Regions from separate parts of the Homo sapiens genome. Here region 1 is linked to region 2. Evidence: chromatin loops called from intact Hi-C (ENCODE). Cell type or tissue: gastrocnemius medialis. All regions are shown on one strand.

What was found. Peaks named below come from ENCODE experiments on the same cell type or tissue, not always from the same donor. Only the 100,000 strongest peaks of a DNase experiment are listed, where the experiment ranks them.
Region 1: it touches region 2 in a loop (6-fold over the local background); 2 of 110 quality-filtered maps call a loop at or near these places.

Annotation. Positions count from the first base shown.
Region 1 is chr17:27,569,674-27,577,673 of GRCh38, forward strand. It overlaps KSR1 (kinase suppressor of ras 1), which reads left to right. Exons shown (of 21, transcript NM_001394583.1): 3 at 7,819-7,966. Among named protein-coding and RNA genes, the nearest start is that of LGALS9, 58 kb to the right of the region's middle. RefSeq lists an enhancer at 122-882. In gastrocnemius medialis, CTCF peaks have their summits at 4,424 and 4,633; DNase peaks (open chromatin) are centred at 2,248, 4,394, 7,258, 7,668 and 2 weaker places; H3K4me3 peaks cover 278 bases; H3K27ac peaks cover 7,916 bases.
Region 2 is chr17:27,316,423-27,324,422 of GRCh38, forward strand. No RefSeq gene overlaps it. Among named protein-coding and RNA genes, the nearest start is that of LINC03146, 12 kb to the right of the region's middle. In gastrocnemius medialis, no CTCF peak of the experiment used is centred here; DNase peaks (open chromatin) are centred at 3,649 and 7,319; H3K27ac peaks cover 3,971 bases.

The DNA.
Region 1 (8,000 bases), 250 kb after region 2:
TAGTTAAATTTTATGGGAGCACAGCCACACCCATTTGTGTACGTGTTGTCTGTGGCTCTGGTGGTGCCACAGCAGCAGAGTGGAGCAGTTTCGACAGAGACCATGTGGCCCACAAAGCTGAAGAGACTCTGTGTGGCTTTCAGAAAAAGTTTGCCTATTCTCACACTATGTATTATACCTCTGGATTTATAGAAGGAGGAATGGGGCCTTTCCACGCTGATAGGGAGAGCAAGGAGGCAGCCACAGGACAAGCTTTCCAGGAGGGTGGGCTGGCCTGGAGAGAAAGTGGTGGCTGTGGTGACAGCGGGTGCAGCTGGAAGCTAGATATCTGGTCCCAGGCAGAGTTGAAAAGTGCCAGCCTCCTCCAAAGGACTGGAGTGGAGGCTAAGTGGGATTAAAAGGGAACATGGAGAGACCTCCTTGGAGGAGCCTCCTGCAGCTGCTTTAAACCCCACTGCCAGAGCTCACCCTAGCTGGGCCCAGGGATAGAGCGGTGTGGGGTCTGGAAAGTCATATGTGACCTGTGATGCCAGTGGTGGCAAATAAACGCTGCCCTGGGAAAAAGGGCTCACTTCATAATGCAAGGCAGTGGACACAAGGGCTGGCTGGTGGTGGGTTGAGATGGCCTTGTTCTGTGTGGCCTTGAGCAAGTTACCCGCCCTCTCTCAGCCTTATCTCCCATCTCAGGCTGTTAGGAGGATTGCATGTGCTGACCTCTGTGGTTCATCTGACAGTGCCTGGCACGCAGGACATGTGTAATAAATGCTTATTGCCCTTTCTTGAACCCCTCTCATCTCTTTCTCCCCTTTGACCTCTATTCCTCCACACCCACCACTGTACCTTCTTTCTAAACAAGCTTTCAATCCCAGGCTTACCAATGCATACGTGAGAAGAAGCCAATCCTGAAGGTTCCAGTTCAAGCCCAGCTCCCTACTGTGAGCCCCTATTTGCTTTGTGGAGAGGGAGGCAGGGACCTGGGCACAGGAGAGGACGTCTCCTGGGACAGCTGTGAGTTTGGGCTGGGCTCGAGTTCAGTGGAAGGAATGTGGCCTCCTGAACACAGCCGTGCTGTGGCCACATCTGCCTTCTGGTCTGGACATCCCCAGACCTGTTCTGTCCTGGGCTGCCTTAGCCAGACTTTGGGCCCCAACGCCTGTCTGCCCTCATGGTCCGCACCTCCAGAAATTCTGATTTGGCCGGTCTGAAGTGGGGCCCAAGCATTGCGATTCATTTTTAAAGTCCCTGGAAAATTCCAGGGCACAACCCGGATTGAGAGCCGTTGATTTGTTCTAGGCAGAACCACTCATTTTATAAATGGGAAATCCGAAGCCCAAAGAGGGGCGGGGACTTGTCCGAGGTCAGGGGCATTGCGGGGACCCAGTCTGGCTCTTTGCTTCACTGTGTTGGCCTCTAGGGAATGGTGTTAAGAGGGGAGTTTGCCCTCAAGGAACCAACTGACTCTCCTGGGAGGGGGTTTTGTTTGCCTTGCTTCCCAGGGGTGGGGTAGTGAGGAGGCTGGGCCCGGAACTGGCCACAAGCAAAGCCAACATCCCCAGGCTTTCTGCTGATTTCTGTGGAAGCCCCTGGAGGCTGCCTGACCTGGGCTCTTGCCTCAGCCCTTCCTGTGCCTCCCAGAATATCTGACTGTTACTATCCAAGTCTCACTCCTCCCTCTCCATGAGCCCCAATGGTGGGTGCAGGTAGGAGAAACATCTGTCAGGTGCTCCCTTGCCAATTTGAGACATGTGGCTCCCAGCCTGGGCTGCCATAGAAACCTTCTCCACTTGCTCCTCTCTCTCTCTCTCCTTCCAGCCCCGCTGGGCTCTGGCCTCAGAGGGATGTGCAGGGTCCTATGTCACCACCCACAGGGCTCTAGGAGCCCACCTTTGGCCTCTCTGGTCTGACCAGTTCCTGGGGAAAGGTCTGGGGTTAAGGATCCCTTTCATCACCCATGCACACCAGTGATCCAGGTTCCACAGATGGACCTGTGTTCCAGCAGCACTGCCTGAGGCATGTTCTAGGGATGCAAAACTGAACAGAAACACAGAGCCTGGGTTTGCTTCTTGATCTTCCTTCAACCCAGCTTTCACCCGTGTTCTTGCGTGAAGTGCAGTGTGTTTGTATACGTGGCCGGTACAGCAGCGGTGCCGCCCCTGGCATTTTCCTGGTCCACCTGACTGGCCACAGGGAGTGTGGCGCCTCTCAGTGTCAGCAGGCCCAGGTTTCTAAGTATAGACCCCAGGCAGCCCCGTGGCTGCTAGTAAATCCCTGGATACCATTTGATACCTAACTGGCCCTGAGCTGCCGGCTTACCCAGCATGGCCTGTGACGCCAGCCTCTGCCAGCTGCTGGGGGAGGGGGTAGCACGTTGCCCAAACCCATCCTCACCCTCCACTGGAGAGAATGGAGACCAGCAGTCTCCTGCTAATGACATGACTGGATTGTCACAGACTGGGAGTGACCTCAGCACTCAACTGGCCCTGCTCTCCAATTATTATCAGAAAGAATAACTTAATCCCACCTACTGGAGAACATATCTCCTGGTTTGAGAGAGACAGGCAGAGGCAGGGAGCCAATGATCTCTGATGCTGTCACTCTGCTCCTCATTCCTGCATCCCCACCTGTGTGCACCCATGCTAACCCTGAGACTTGTCGGAGCTGGGACTGGGCATCTCTCAAGATGGATTGGGCATCTCCTATGATGGTCTGGGCATCCATGTCTTCCGTTTTTGGTTTGTAGTTCCATATTTTGTTCTTTAGACAGAAGCTGGGGTGGGCAGTAATTCCTTGGAGGCAGTACGGACTCCCAGCCGGGTTCTCCAGAACTTTGGGGTATGGGCAGAGAGAGGGGCCTTTTGCCCTTGGCTTTGAGACAACTTAGCATCTTCTGGGCACCTCCTGGCAGATGGGATGCCCTCCTGGGGCACTGGAGCCTCTCAGACCTGAGAAGGTTTCAGAGTGGCTTCACCTGCGAGTTCACCTTCAGCAGGTGGCAAAACTGATTCCCTAATTTGTTTTTGGTTTAGAGATGATCCAGGAAAGTTGTGAGTTACTCTGCTTTGAAAACATCTTCCTAAATCAGACTTGGCTGTGCCTGTCACTGTGGGTGGGCGAGTCACATCCATGTGTGAGGTTTCGGGGGTGCTGAGTTGCTTTGGGGCACTGTTGAGTCATGATACTGGGAGATATCAGGGCCCCTCGCAGGGGCCTTCACAGCCACGCGACCGTCCTGGTAGCTTTCCTTTCTTGATTAAGTTAACATTGGGTCTCAGAGTCAGTTGTAGAGTTGGGAGGTGGGGCACTTTGTTTCCAGGGTGGGCCCCTCACTGAGAAAGCCTGGTCCCCTGGAGTACTTGCTACTGGGCCTGCATCCTCCCCCGTTTGCCTACAGAAATAAAGTTTTAGATGTCACTCACTGATCAGATTAACCTTGGAAGGCATCAGATTCTTCCCATGGGGTCTCCGCGCTTAGGCCTGGAAGCCCCATGTTCCTCATGGACATAATTTGTTTTGTTTGCACAGATTTGAATTAGTTATCACCATGTAAAAGCCAGCCATTTAAAAATAAAAATTCAGATTTCTTTAAAACCAGAAGTTCTGGTGCCCCTCCATTGCCTGCCCCTTTCCCCAACACCAAGGGAGGAAAGCGGGGGTTTTCTGTTTAGCATTGCCATTGCTGCCGTTGGGTTTCTTGTTCAGTAAAAAGGCAGAGAAGTGTGTTAAATCAAGTTTAGCCTAGAGCTACCTCCTTAGATATTTTAAGTTCAGCCTAAAGGTTTTTCTGTATATCATGAACTATAACAAGTGGAGGTATAAAAACACTGTAGACTGCACTTGTGCCAATCAAATGTAGCCAACTGTTCGAATCTTGTTCAAATAAGGCAAAGGAGCTGTAACCAATCCAGCTGTTTCTGTACCTCACTTCTATTTTCTGAAAGTAGGTAGAAATTAATTTACTTCGAAAAAAATAATTTCCCCTGAAAGGTAGCTGCTGTATCCCAAGGCTTTGCCAGGTTAACAAGTGGACAGCATGGAATATTTGGAGGAGGTTTGGAATCGTGCGCACGTGGGTTTCAATTCTGCTCAGCCACTTGTTAAGCTGTGAAGTCTCTGAGCCTCAGTAAGATGGACTTAACTCCATCTACTTGCGGAGTTGATTAAAGATAAAATAATGTATACAAAGCCCTAGGCATATTGTTCTGGCAAATAGTTTGTAATAATAAATGTAGTTACTTTGAGAACTTGAAACTTGGTATGGGTGAGGAGGAGATGAATAAAAAGAAAGAAAAAGAATCCCTATTTGCATTATAGTTAGGTTGAAGATTGGGTTTCCTCAGCCTGGCTCCCTCCCCAGCCCCATTAAACATCTCTATCATCATCTGGGCAAACTGCTGAGTCATCACAGCCTTGGAGTATGTGGTGGAGAGACAAACTGAGGACACCCTTCCGGACAAGTAGAGGATTGCTTTGTTCAGATAAGGTGAAGGTTGCTCTTGTGCTTACCCTGACGGTATCGCCAAGGTGCTCTTAACAGTCAAATGAGGGCAAAGATATCCAAACCTCATTTCAGTGGAAGACAGGCTAAGGGAAAGAAAGCAAGACATGTTGATTGTATAGAAGCTTCTGCATGGCACCATTTGTCTAATCTGCCTCCCCTGCTGGTGCCGTTCTCATCAGTGGTTCCTGTGACACTTTAGTTTTATCTTCTGGAAGGCAACCAGGGTTTTGGCCAACCAGTGATGAGCTTCTTGGTACAGTTATGTGTCTGGCTTTATTTTGGTGTGATCATGCTAAGTGGTGATGTGATTCTTGCCTACAGCCCTGAAGATTGAAGAATATACTGAAAAGCTACAAAAGCATCTGCCGTCAGCGGGTACAGTAAAAAACAAACAAATACAGAAAGGCAGGCATCTAGCTCCAGCCTTGCTATGGGAGAGAGGGGTATGGGTTGGGCCTCATACCTTCAGGACTCAGCCAGTATCTTCATTAGGGTTAGTTTTGACGCTTGAGACAAGGAATTACAGCATGTAAATGGAATGACAATGAAATTAGTCCTTAAAAGTAAAATTAGACACAACTTGCTAAAAATCAGGATTGGCTTAGATTCTCAAGAACTGTGAGCTTTATAGCAGTCATTTGATGTGGAATGTCTGGCCTTCTCTGTTACAGAAAATCTGGAAAATATAGAAAGGGTTAAAGACAAAAAAAGGTCTGATCTGGTCCCATAGCTCTTTGAACTCTCTCTGCTCTAGTGCGCATCTTACTGCATTGTAGTTACCTGTTTAAATGTCTGTCACTCCTCCCACTGGGCTGTAGGCCACTTGAGACCAGAGGCATGTCCCATTGGTTTTTTATATTTGTCCCAGGTTTGGTATTGTTGCTGGATATAGGGGTCCCATTCTGGATCCCAAAAGAGGGTTCTTGAGTCTTGCACAAAAAAGAATCCTGGGTGAGTCCACAGAATAAAATGAAGGCAAGTTTATTAGAGAAGTGGAGAAACAAAAGAATAGCAACCCCGTAGGCAGAGCAGCCCTGAGGGCTGCTAGTTAGCTATTTTCATGGTTATTTCTTGACCATATGCTAAACTGGGGTAGATTATTTGTGAATTTTCTGGGAAAGGGGCAGGCAATTCCTGGAACTGAGGGCCCCTCCCCCTCTTTAGACCATATAGGGTAACTTCTGGGCATTGCCATGGCATTTGTAGACTGTCATGGTGCCGGTGGGAGTGTCTTTTAGCATGCTAATGCATTATAATGAGCATATAATGAGCAGTGAGGAAGACCAGAGGTCACTTGGGATACCATCTTGGTTTTGGTGGGTTTTGGCTGGCTTCTTTAGCTCATCCTGTTTTATCATGGGGTCTTTGTGACCTGTATCTTGTGACCTTCTCTCTCACCCTATGATTAAGAATGCCTGACTTCCTGGGGATGCAGCACAGCAGGTCTCACCCTCATTTTACCCAGCCCCTATTCAAGATGGAATGGCTCTGGTTCCAGTGCCTCTGACAGTGTCATGTGGCTCAAAGTAGTCAGAGCTGGAGAGGTTTCCTCCCTCCCTGATGAGAGGAAAGGGCACAAGTTTTGAAGTCCACTGAGCCTTGATTCTACCATTCATTCTTTGTATTTTCCATTGCTTCATAACAAATTTAGCAGCTTAACACACCACCCGCTTATCATCTCATGGTTCTCTAGGTGGAGGAATCCACTCAGGCTCTGCTTATATCCCTACTTGGGATCTCACAAGGCTGAGGTCAAGGTGTAGGCCAGGCCTTCCTCTTACCTGGAAGTTCTGGAGAAGAATCCACTTCACGTTCATTCAGGTTATTGGCAGAATCCATTTCCTTGTGGCTGGAGGTCTGAGGTCCTCATTCCCTCAATGGCTGTCAGCCAGGGGCTACTTTTTTTCCCAGAGGCCACCCCCATTCCCCTCCTCCTTCAAAGTCTGCTTTTCACGCTTCAGGTCTCTTGACTTCTCTGTTACCAGCTCAAGAGAACCCTTTGCTTTTAAAGGGCTCTTGTGATTGGATGAAGCCTACTTGGATAATTTCCCTTTTGCTGTATATAGTAATACCCCCTTTTCTGTAGGGGATATGTTCCAGGACCCTCAGTGGATGCCTGAAACCATGGATAGTACTGAATATATATATATATGATGTATACTGTGTTTTTTCCTATACATACATACCTCTGATAAAGTTAGTAAGTTGGGCACAGTAAGAGATTAATAATCAACAATAACAAAATAGAGCAATTATAACAATACACTATAATGAAAGTTACAGGAATGTGGTCTCTCTTCTCTCTCTCAAAATATCTTACTGTACTGTTCTCACCCCTCATCTTGTGATGCTGTGAGATGATAAAGTGCCTATGTGGGGAGAGGTCGTGGCAGTTGATCTGATAACCAAGATAGCTACTAAGTGACAAACAGGCCGGGAGTGGAGACAGTGTGGAGACGCTGGACAAAGGGACAATTCACGTCTCCGGTGGGATGGAGCTGGATGGCGCAAGATTTCATCACATTACTCAGAATGGTGCATAGTTTAAAACTATAAATTGTTTATTTCTGGAATGTTTCTGGCATTTTCCATTTAATAGTTTTAGGCTATGGTTGGCTGCTGGTAACTGAAACTGCAGATAAGAGGGAGACTTCTGTAATGTAACAAGATCAGGAGCAACACCAGGGGACAAAGGTCACAAGACCACCTTAAAATTCTGCCTGCCACTTTCTTCACCGTATGGCCTAGTGACCTCGTGCAGGTGACATAATCTCTCTGAGCCTCTTTCTTCATCTGTCAGGTGGGGCCAGTGAAAAGTTTTGATAGAAATCAGGTGAGGCAGTAAGTGCCTCTGCAGTGTTTGGTGAGGTTTTTTTGTTTTTTTTTTTTAAATCCTTCCTTTCTTGAGCCAGTTTGATTTGAAATCTCTCTTATCTGATTCAGATACAACAAAATTGTGAAGGGCCATCTTTGTCTGAAGTACTCGTCATTCTAAAAAGTTGTTATGACTCGCTGTTTTTTTTCTGTGCAGAGGAGTAAGAAGAAACAAGCTGGGCAACATGCCCTCGTCCAAACCTTTCTGGTCTTTACTTCCTCCCCTCACCCCCCACCGAGTCTGCTTCAGCTGCTGTCTCTGGGAGCCTGGAGGGTGGGGGCCAGGGAGCTCTGCTTGTGTCCCCAAGCACGTGGTGGCTCTGGTCAGAGGCCGGCCCAGCCAGCAGCTGGCCCCTGCCACTCAGCAGGAGGCCAGCCTGAGGCTGAGGGGCTCCCGGCCCAGCCGACTGCTCACCGCCTCTCTGCCTGTCCCTCTGTCCCCTTAGGAGATCCCCCGAGACCTCACGCTGGATGCCCTGCTGGAGATGAATGAGGCCAAGGTGAAGGAGACGCTGCGGCGCTGTGGGGCCAGCGGGGATGAGTGTGGCCGTCTGCAGTATGCCCTCACCTGCCTGCGGAAGGTGACAGGCCTGGGTACGTGGGGCCTGCCACCCTCTCCCTTGCCTGG
Region 2 (8,000 bases):
AGTCTAGGCTTATCTTAACAGTTGAGGAATCAGAAAATGATTGAATAGGGCTGGAATTGGAGAAGGAAAAAATGATTTAATTCAATTTTTATCAACTCCAGCACTATTTTCTCTATTAGAGACTACTGTCATTATCCTTCTGGTTTCTGTTTTAAAGATACTGATTAAGGAATTTTCTTTATAGTTCCACATAACAGTTGGTCTTCTGGTCTGAAAGTAGTATTACAGGTTTTGTTAGGAAAACCTATAATACAGTGTTGCCTGTCACCGTCATTATAGTGAGTTTGTGTTTGTTTGGTTTTAAATAAGGCTGAAGCATCAATGGCTCTTTCTGAAAAAATTGTTCTCCAAAAGTAAAGTGTGAGCTATAGAAATCATCTAGAACAGGGGTGTCCAATCTTTTGGCTTCCTTGGGCTACATTGGAAGAATTGTCTTGGGCCACACATAAAATACACTAACTGATGAGCTTAAAAAAGAATTACAAAAACAATCTCATAATGTTATTAAGAAGGTTTACGAATTTGTGTTGGGCCACGTTCAAAGCCATCCTGGGCCACATGTGGCCCGTGGGCTACACGTTGGACAAACTTGCTCGAGTATAGATCAGTAAGTAAGAGAAATGAAATGGCTACTCCACTGGGTCGTTTTATGCTTCCGAATTGTTGAATAATAATGAAATGTTCTTATAAAAAATAGATTAAGGATGATGGGCATTAGAGAGATACCTGAGAAAGATAATGATTAAAATAGATCCAAGAGGCCAGGTGCAGTGGCCCTCGCCTGTAATCCCAGCACTTTGGGAGGCCAAGGCAGGCAGATCACCTGAGGTCAGGAGTTCGAGACCAGCCGGCTAACATGGTGAAACCCCGTTTCTACTAAAAATACAAAAAATTAACCCAGCATGGTGGCATGCGTCTGTAATCCCAGCTACTCAGGAGGCTGAGGCAGGACAATCGCCTGAACCCGGGAGGCGGAGGTTGCGGTGAGCCAAGATTGCACCATTGTACTCCAGCCTGGGCAACAAGAGTGAAACTCCATCTCAAAAAAAAAAAGCCAAGAATGAGGCTGATATTAAACAGAAATATATATATATATGTATATATATATATTTTTTGACACGGAGACTCGCTCTGTTGCCCAGACTGGAATGCAGTGGTGCAGGCTCAGCGCACCACAACCTCCGCCTCCCGGGTTCAAGAGATTCTCCTGTCTCAGCCTCCTGAGTAGCAGGGATTACAGGCCGTGCCACCACACCTGGGTTATTTATTTATTTATTTTGAGACGGAGTCTCTCCCTGTCACCAGGCTGGAGTGCAGTGGCACATTCTCGGCTCACTGCAACCTCTGCCTCCTGGGTTCAAGCGATTCTCCTGCCTCAGCCTCCCAAGTAGCTGGGACTACAGGTGCCTGCCACCATGCCCAGCTAATTTTTGTATTTTTAGCAGAGGTGGGGTTTCACCATGGTGGCCAGGATGGTCTCGATCTCTTGACCTCGTGATCTGCCTGCGTCGGCCTCCCAAAGTGCTGGGATTACAGGCGTGAGCCACCACGCCCGGCTGTATTTTTTTTTTTTTTAGTAGAGACAGGGTTCTGCCATGTTGGCCAGGCTGGTCTGGAATTCCTGACCTCAGGTGATCCACCCACCTCAGCCTCCCAAAGTGCTGGGATTACAGGCATGAGCCATCACGCCCTGCCTTAAATGGAAATCTTAAAAGACATACATTTGCACCAAGTGAGCTAAATATTTTGGCACCAAACTCACACAAAATGGCCGGGCACAGGGGCTCACACCTGTAATCCCAGCACTTTGGGAGACTCTGGTGGGCAGATCACTTGAGGTCAGGAGCTGGAGACCAGCCTGGCCAACATGGTGAAACCCCATCTCTACTAAAAATACTCCCCAAAAATTACCTGGGCGTGGTGGCTCATGCCTGTAAGTCCCAGCTACTCAGGAGGCTGAGGCAGGAGAATAGCTTGAACCTGGGAGGCAAAGTTGGCATTGATCCAAGATGGCGCCACTGCACTCCAGCCTGCATGACAGAACCAGACTCTGTGTCAAAAACAAACTCACACAAAATGGGAAACCCAGTAAGTTGTATGATTCACAATATTAATCTCACAGTAATGGCTGAGGAAAAGCACAGTTAATATTATGGACCGAATGTTGTATGCACACCCCACGACCACCACCACCACCACCAGTAATACGTTGAAATCCTAATCCTCAATGTAATGATATTAGGGAGTGGGGCCTTTGGGAGGTGATTAGGTCATGAGGGCGGAGTCCTCATAATGGGATTCGTGCCCGTGTGAAAGGAACCCTAGAAAGCTCTCATTCCCTCTCCACCATGTGAAGATACAATGAGAAGACAACAGTCTAACCGAGAAGAGGACCTGCACCCTGATCTCAAACTTCCAACATCCAGAACTGTGAGAAGTTAACTTCTGTTGTTTATAACCCATCTAGTCTATGGTACTTTCTTCTAGCAGCCCAAATGGACTAAGGCATAGGAACAGCAGGAATGCCTCCTTGAAACTTCTTTATTTTTTCAAGATGGTCTCGCCCTGTGACCCAGGTTGGGGTGCAGTGGCATGATCACGGCTCACTGCAGCCTCCATCTCCTGAGCTCAATCGATTCTCCTGTCTCAGCCTCCTGAGTAGCTGGGACTATAGTTATGCACCATCACACCCAGCTAATTTTTGTATTTTTTATAGAGACAAGGTCTTGCTGCCTAGGCTGGTCTCCATCTCCCAGACTGTAGCAGTCCTCCCGCCTTGGCCTCCCAAAGTGCTGGGATTACAGGTGTTAGCCCCCCACACCTGGCCAAAACTTCTTAATTAGATATAAACTGTGCTAGAGCACAGACAGTGATTTCTGTGTACTCCCCAACCATCTTGCCACCTCTAAGACCCCTAACATGATTTGGCAGAAATTACACAGGCTTCAAGTTCTCCCTTGGATGATAACAGTTGAGCTCAGAAGAGAAACAGTAAACATTACTGTGGCCTTGCTGTGTTGCAAGGGTCTGCAGGCAGCTTCTGGGAAATAGGACCGGGAAGCCCCCAAGTCAAAGGTTGTCCCTGCCATCCCCCTGGGTGACATGAGCCTGTCTCACTTGTTTTACCCAATTTCATAACAAACCCAATTCTTGTATATTTGAGTTTATGATGCATTACCTAAATGGCCTGTTTTTGGTGGTCAGATAAGCTGGCCCAGCCAGAAGTCATCTTGCCCATTTCTCAAGTTCCATCAGAGTCCTAATTTCCACATCACTTCCTTCAAATACAGCCTGTTGCTAGGTACTCATTCTTGGGTGTTGGTTACTCATTTAGAATGCAAATTCCTTACACCTGAGGAAATCCTTCAAACTTTTCCCACTGGACTCTACCCCTGGCTGATATTTGGGTCACAGTGGTTGTTGATGCCTTGGCAAGTGAGAGACCAGCCCCCGGTCAGCAGTCATGGCAGTAGCTCTGGCCTGGGGAGCTGGGATGGGCATCCTGGTGCACGCTCATCCAGCTTGTGCTGGGTGGAGAAAGCAGCTCCCTCAGACTGTGTCTGGGTCACGCTGCTCAACACCTGGCAAAGACCCAGCTTTCTAGGCTTGGCCCCATCTGGCCTCAGATCAGGAGGCTGTTCATATAGCAGCTTGGCCCACTTTCTCGCCACAGGGCCTGCTGCCCAGAGGACTTTGCAGAAGTGTTGGCTGAGGCTGCAGTCCCAAGAAAGACAGGTGATTGCTGGCTTGGCTGCTTAACAGCTTGTAACTTTCAGAGCTTTGATCTAAGAATACTGTAATAATACCTCTCCTCCATGAATAGTGTTTAGCTTCTATTTTGTATCTGCAACAGTGTCAGGTACATGGCAGGCACTTGACAGCTGCTACTACCATCTGTTGAGCACTGACCACGTGCTCGTCACTATCCCTGGTACTTCTTAACAACCCTGTAGAATTATCCTGTATTATAGCTGTGGAGGTTCAGAGAGGCCAGCTCCTCAGGTCACACAGCTAAGAGAAGACCATCGAGCATGTAAATTCAGATTAATCTGTCTCCAGGCTGGGCCCAGTGGCTCACACCTTTAATCCCAGCACTTTTGGAGGCCAAGGCGTGAGAGTCACTTGCACCCAGGAGTTCAAGACCAGCCTGGGCAACATAGTGAGAGCTCGTCTCTACAAATAATAATTTTTAAAAAATTCGCTGCACATGGTGGTGTGCCTGTGGTCCCAGATACTCTTGTAGCAGGAAAAGCTGCAGACAAAACCCCTCAGACATCGAGTTAAAGAAGGAAGCAGTTTATTCAGCCGGGAGCATCAGTAAGACTCCTGTCTCAAGAGCCGAGCTCCCTGAGTGAGCAATTCCTGTCCCTTTTAAGGGCTCACAACTCTAAGGGGGTCTGCGTGAGAGGGTCGTGATCGATTGAGCAAGCAAGGGGTACGTGACTGGGGGCTGCATGCACCAGTAATTGGAACGGAACAGAACAGGATGGGGATTTTCACAGTGCTTTTCTATACAATGTCTGTAATCTATAGATAACATAACCTATTAGGTCAGGGGTCGATCTTTAACTACCAGGCCCAGGGTGTGGCGCTGGGCTGTCTGCTGGTGGATTTCATTTCTGTCTTTTAGTTTTTACTTCTTCTTTCTTTGGAGGCAGAAATTGGGCATAAGACAATATGAGGGGTGGTCTCCTCCGTTACTCTGGAGGCTGAGGTGGGAGGATCACTCAAGCCTGGGAGGTAGAGGCTGCAGTGAGCTGTGATTGCACCACTGCACTCCAGCCTGGCAACTAAGAGAGACTCTGTCTCAAACACAAAATAAATCTGTCTCAGGAGCCCTGTTTCTTTTCATGATGGCCATAGACGGGCACTGTCATTTAGGAAGGGCATTCAGTCAACATCAAATACCAAAATTAGCTCTCTTTTTTTCTATGAATTTTTTATTTCAATATTTTATTTTTGTGGGTATATAGTAGGTGTATATGTTTATGGGGTACATGGGACTAAATTGGTTCTTGCCTGTGCCTCTGCCAACTCCCTAGAGCCAGCCATGATGTCAGGCTAAACCTTTCCCAACACTCCCTACCTTTCATTGAATCACAGGGAAAACAAACGCAGAAGGAATGACTCCAAATATAATTAGGCCATTGAAACCCACACAAGGTGTCCTTCGCCCACCACCTGGGCAAATGATACCAAAGGATGGTTAGTTTTTTCCTACACACCACTCTCCTTGGGAACTGATCTCACATTTTCATTGCAATGTGAACAAATCCAACTCAAACAGGCTGGAGCAGGATGCTCCAAAGCAATCACTGCAGGTGAGGAAGTCACCTGACCCTGCACCCCTGGCTTTATTTATTTGTCTGGTCATGGTCACAGGTTGAGCCTCTAGCTTTAATGATCAACAAGAGGTCAGGTTACAAGCTGACGTGAGCCCCTTTTTTTTTTTTAATTTTATTTTTGTGTTTTGAGACAGAGACTTGCTCTGTCTCCTAGGCTGGAGAGCAGTGACACAATCATGGTTCATTGCAGCCTCAACCTTCTGGGTTTGAGCAATCCTCCCACCTCAGCCTCCTGAGTAGCTGAGACTTCAGGTGCGCGGCATCACACCTGACTAGTTTTTGTATTTTTTGTAGAGTTGGGTTTTCACCATGTTGCCCAGACTGGTCTCAAACTCCTGGACTCAAGCAATCTGCCCCCATCGGCCTTCCAAAGTGCTGGGATTACAGGCATGAGCCAGCACACCTGGCCTGACATGAGCCCCTTCTACCAGCTGTATCAGACAAGGGTAGTCCCACTTGCCTGGAGCTGACCTGCCAGTAATACCAGCCATTGGGGCTGGCCCTGGGTTAAGAGTCCAGGGGCCAGACTGCATTGGGTGGAACTGTTATCTAGATCAACTAATACAGATGCCATCTAGGGAGCAGGGAGAATTCATACCCAGGAAGGACCCAACTCAGTAATAAAGGGTCAGACCATTCTTACCATATTTCACTGATAAGAAAGTTATACTTTTATCTCTGCACTCTGAAATTAGGACATATTTTATAATCAAAGATGTCTTAAAAATTGTTTTAAGTGGTACACACTGTAATGGTATATTATAGATAATGGTACAGATTATAAGTGTCATTGAGGATTTGATAAAACACAAAGTCAGGAGAATGTACATATAAAAGTCAAAGGTCAGTGGAATGCTATATATAATGTCAGCAGTAAAAGACACCAGAAACAGGTAGTAAGTGAAGTGTTAATTTCTATTTGTATTAAATAAAGTGTTAATTTCCATTTGTATTGAAATATAGCTAACATTTATGAACTTTCACCATGATTCAGGCACTGTTCTAAGTGCTTAATGTGTATAATTGAATGCTCACAACAACCCTATGAAACAGACAGTTATCTTCATTTTATAAATGAGGAAACTGAGGCACAGAGGGGTTAACTAACTCGCCAGAAGTCACGTGATAGTAAATAGCAGAGTCAGGATTCAAGCCCAGGCTATCTGACTCCAGAGTCAAGAAATACTTGGGGCTGGGTGCAGTGGCTTACGTCTGTAATTTCAGCACTTTGGGAGGCAGAGTGGGGAGGATTGCTTGAGTCCAGGAGTTACAGGCCAGCCTGGGCAACAAAGTGAGACCCCATTCCTACAAAAAAATCAAAAAATTAGCTGGGCATGGTGGCCTGTGCCTGTGGTCCCAGCTACATGGGAAGGTAAGGTGGGAAGATCACTTGAGCCCGGGAGGTCCAGGTTGCAGTGAGCCATGTTTGCATCACTGCACTCAAGCCTGGGCAACAGAGTAAGACCCTGTCACAAAAGAAGAAAAAAAAAGAAAAAAAATACATGGCTTAAGATCTTTGCTCTAACCACTTTGCAGCTGTGTGCCCTTGGGTAAGCCCCTTAACCTCTCTGAAACTCCTCCTCATAATCACAGTATGGCCCAGGGATGTATGGATTAAATAAGATCAAGCCCCAGAAGCACTTAACATAGGGCCTAGTCTTGGTGAGGGAGGCAGTTGTTATTAATATGCCCAAAAGATCACATCTCCACACCACCACCAGCCTGGCTATTTATGAAAACCCCATCCCCTATACAAATTTGAAACAAATCAGAGAATTGTTTTAGTGTTTTGAGCAGTTGTTTGTTTAGCTTTTTTTTTTTTTTCCTTTCCTGAAACAATGCCAAAGTCCTTAAAAACAGCCACACCCCACCATGGACTTCCTGTGAATGGTCAGATGATCTGGGAGCGATGGGAGGGAGGCAGAGAAGTGGGTGAAAATCCAGCTTGACTTCCTTTCCCCAAGATACAAGCCCTGGAGCCCAGGGGAGGAGCCTCCTTCCACTGGAGAGTCTGCCTGGGCGGGGAAGGCTGCAGCCCGGGCTGGGCGGAGGTTTTGCTACAACCAGTAGTTGGGCCAACTCCACAAGGTGGACTGTGTACAAAGAGACAGACGATATTGTTTAGGGGCCCCTTGGGTATGGACAGATCATGGCACAAACCACCCTCTGGGGCCTGATTCTGAGCCTCTGCCCTGACAGAGGCTGCCCTGGATTCCTCAGCATCCCGTGCCTCTCTCTGTCCCAGCACTGGTCATCCATGCACTCACTTATTCATTCATTAATTCATGCATGCATTTATGTATTCACTCAGCAGCAATTGAACACTTGCCATATGCCAGACTACTGGACGCTGGAGCTATCAAGACAGTTTCTGCCTTCTAGGAACTCCAGTCTAGGGCACAGATGATAACAGACCTGCAAACCCCTAAACAGCTGAGGAAAAGACAACCTCATAATTGCCATAATGGGCCACATGCAGGATCACTAATCAGCCTTCCTTGCTTGCACAGGAGGCAACAGAGAGAGATGATTGACAATACACTACTAGGGTAGGCATCCCAGCTCTCTACTCACTAGCAAGTAGCTGAACCTCTCTGCGTCTCCTTCCTTCACTGTAAAATGGGGATAATAGAAGTTACATCCTCGTGGGGTTGT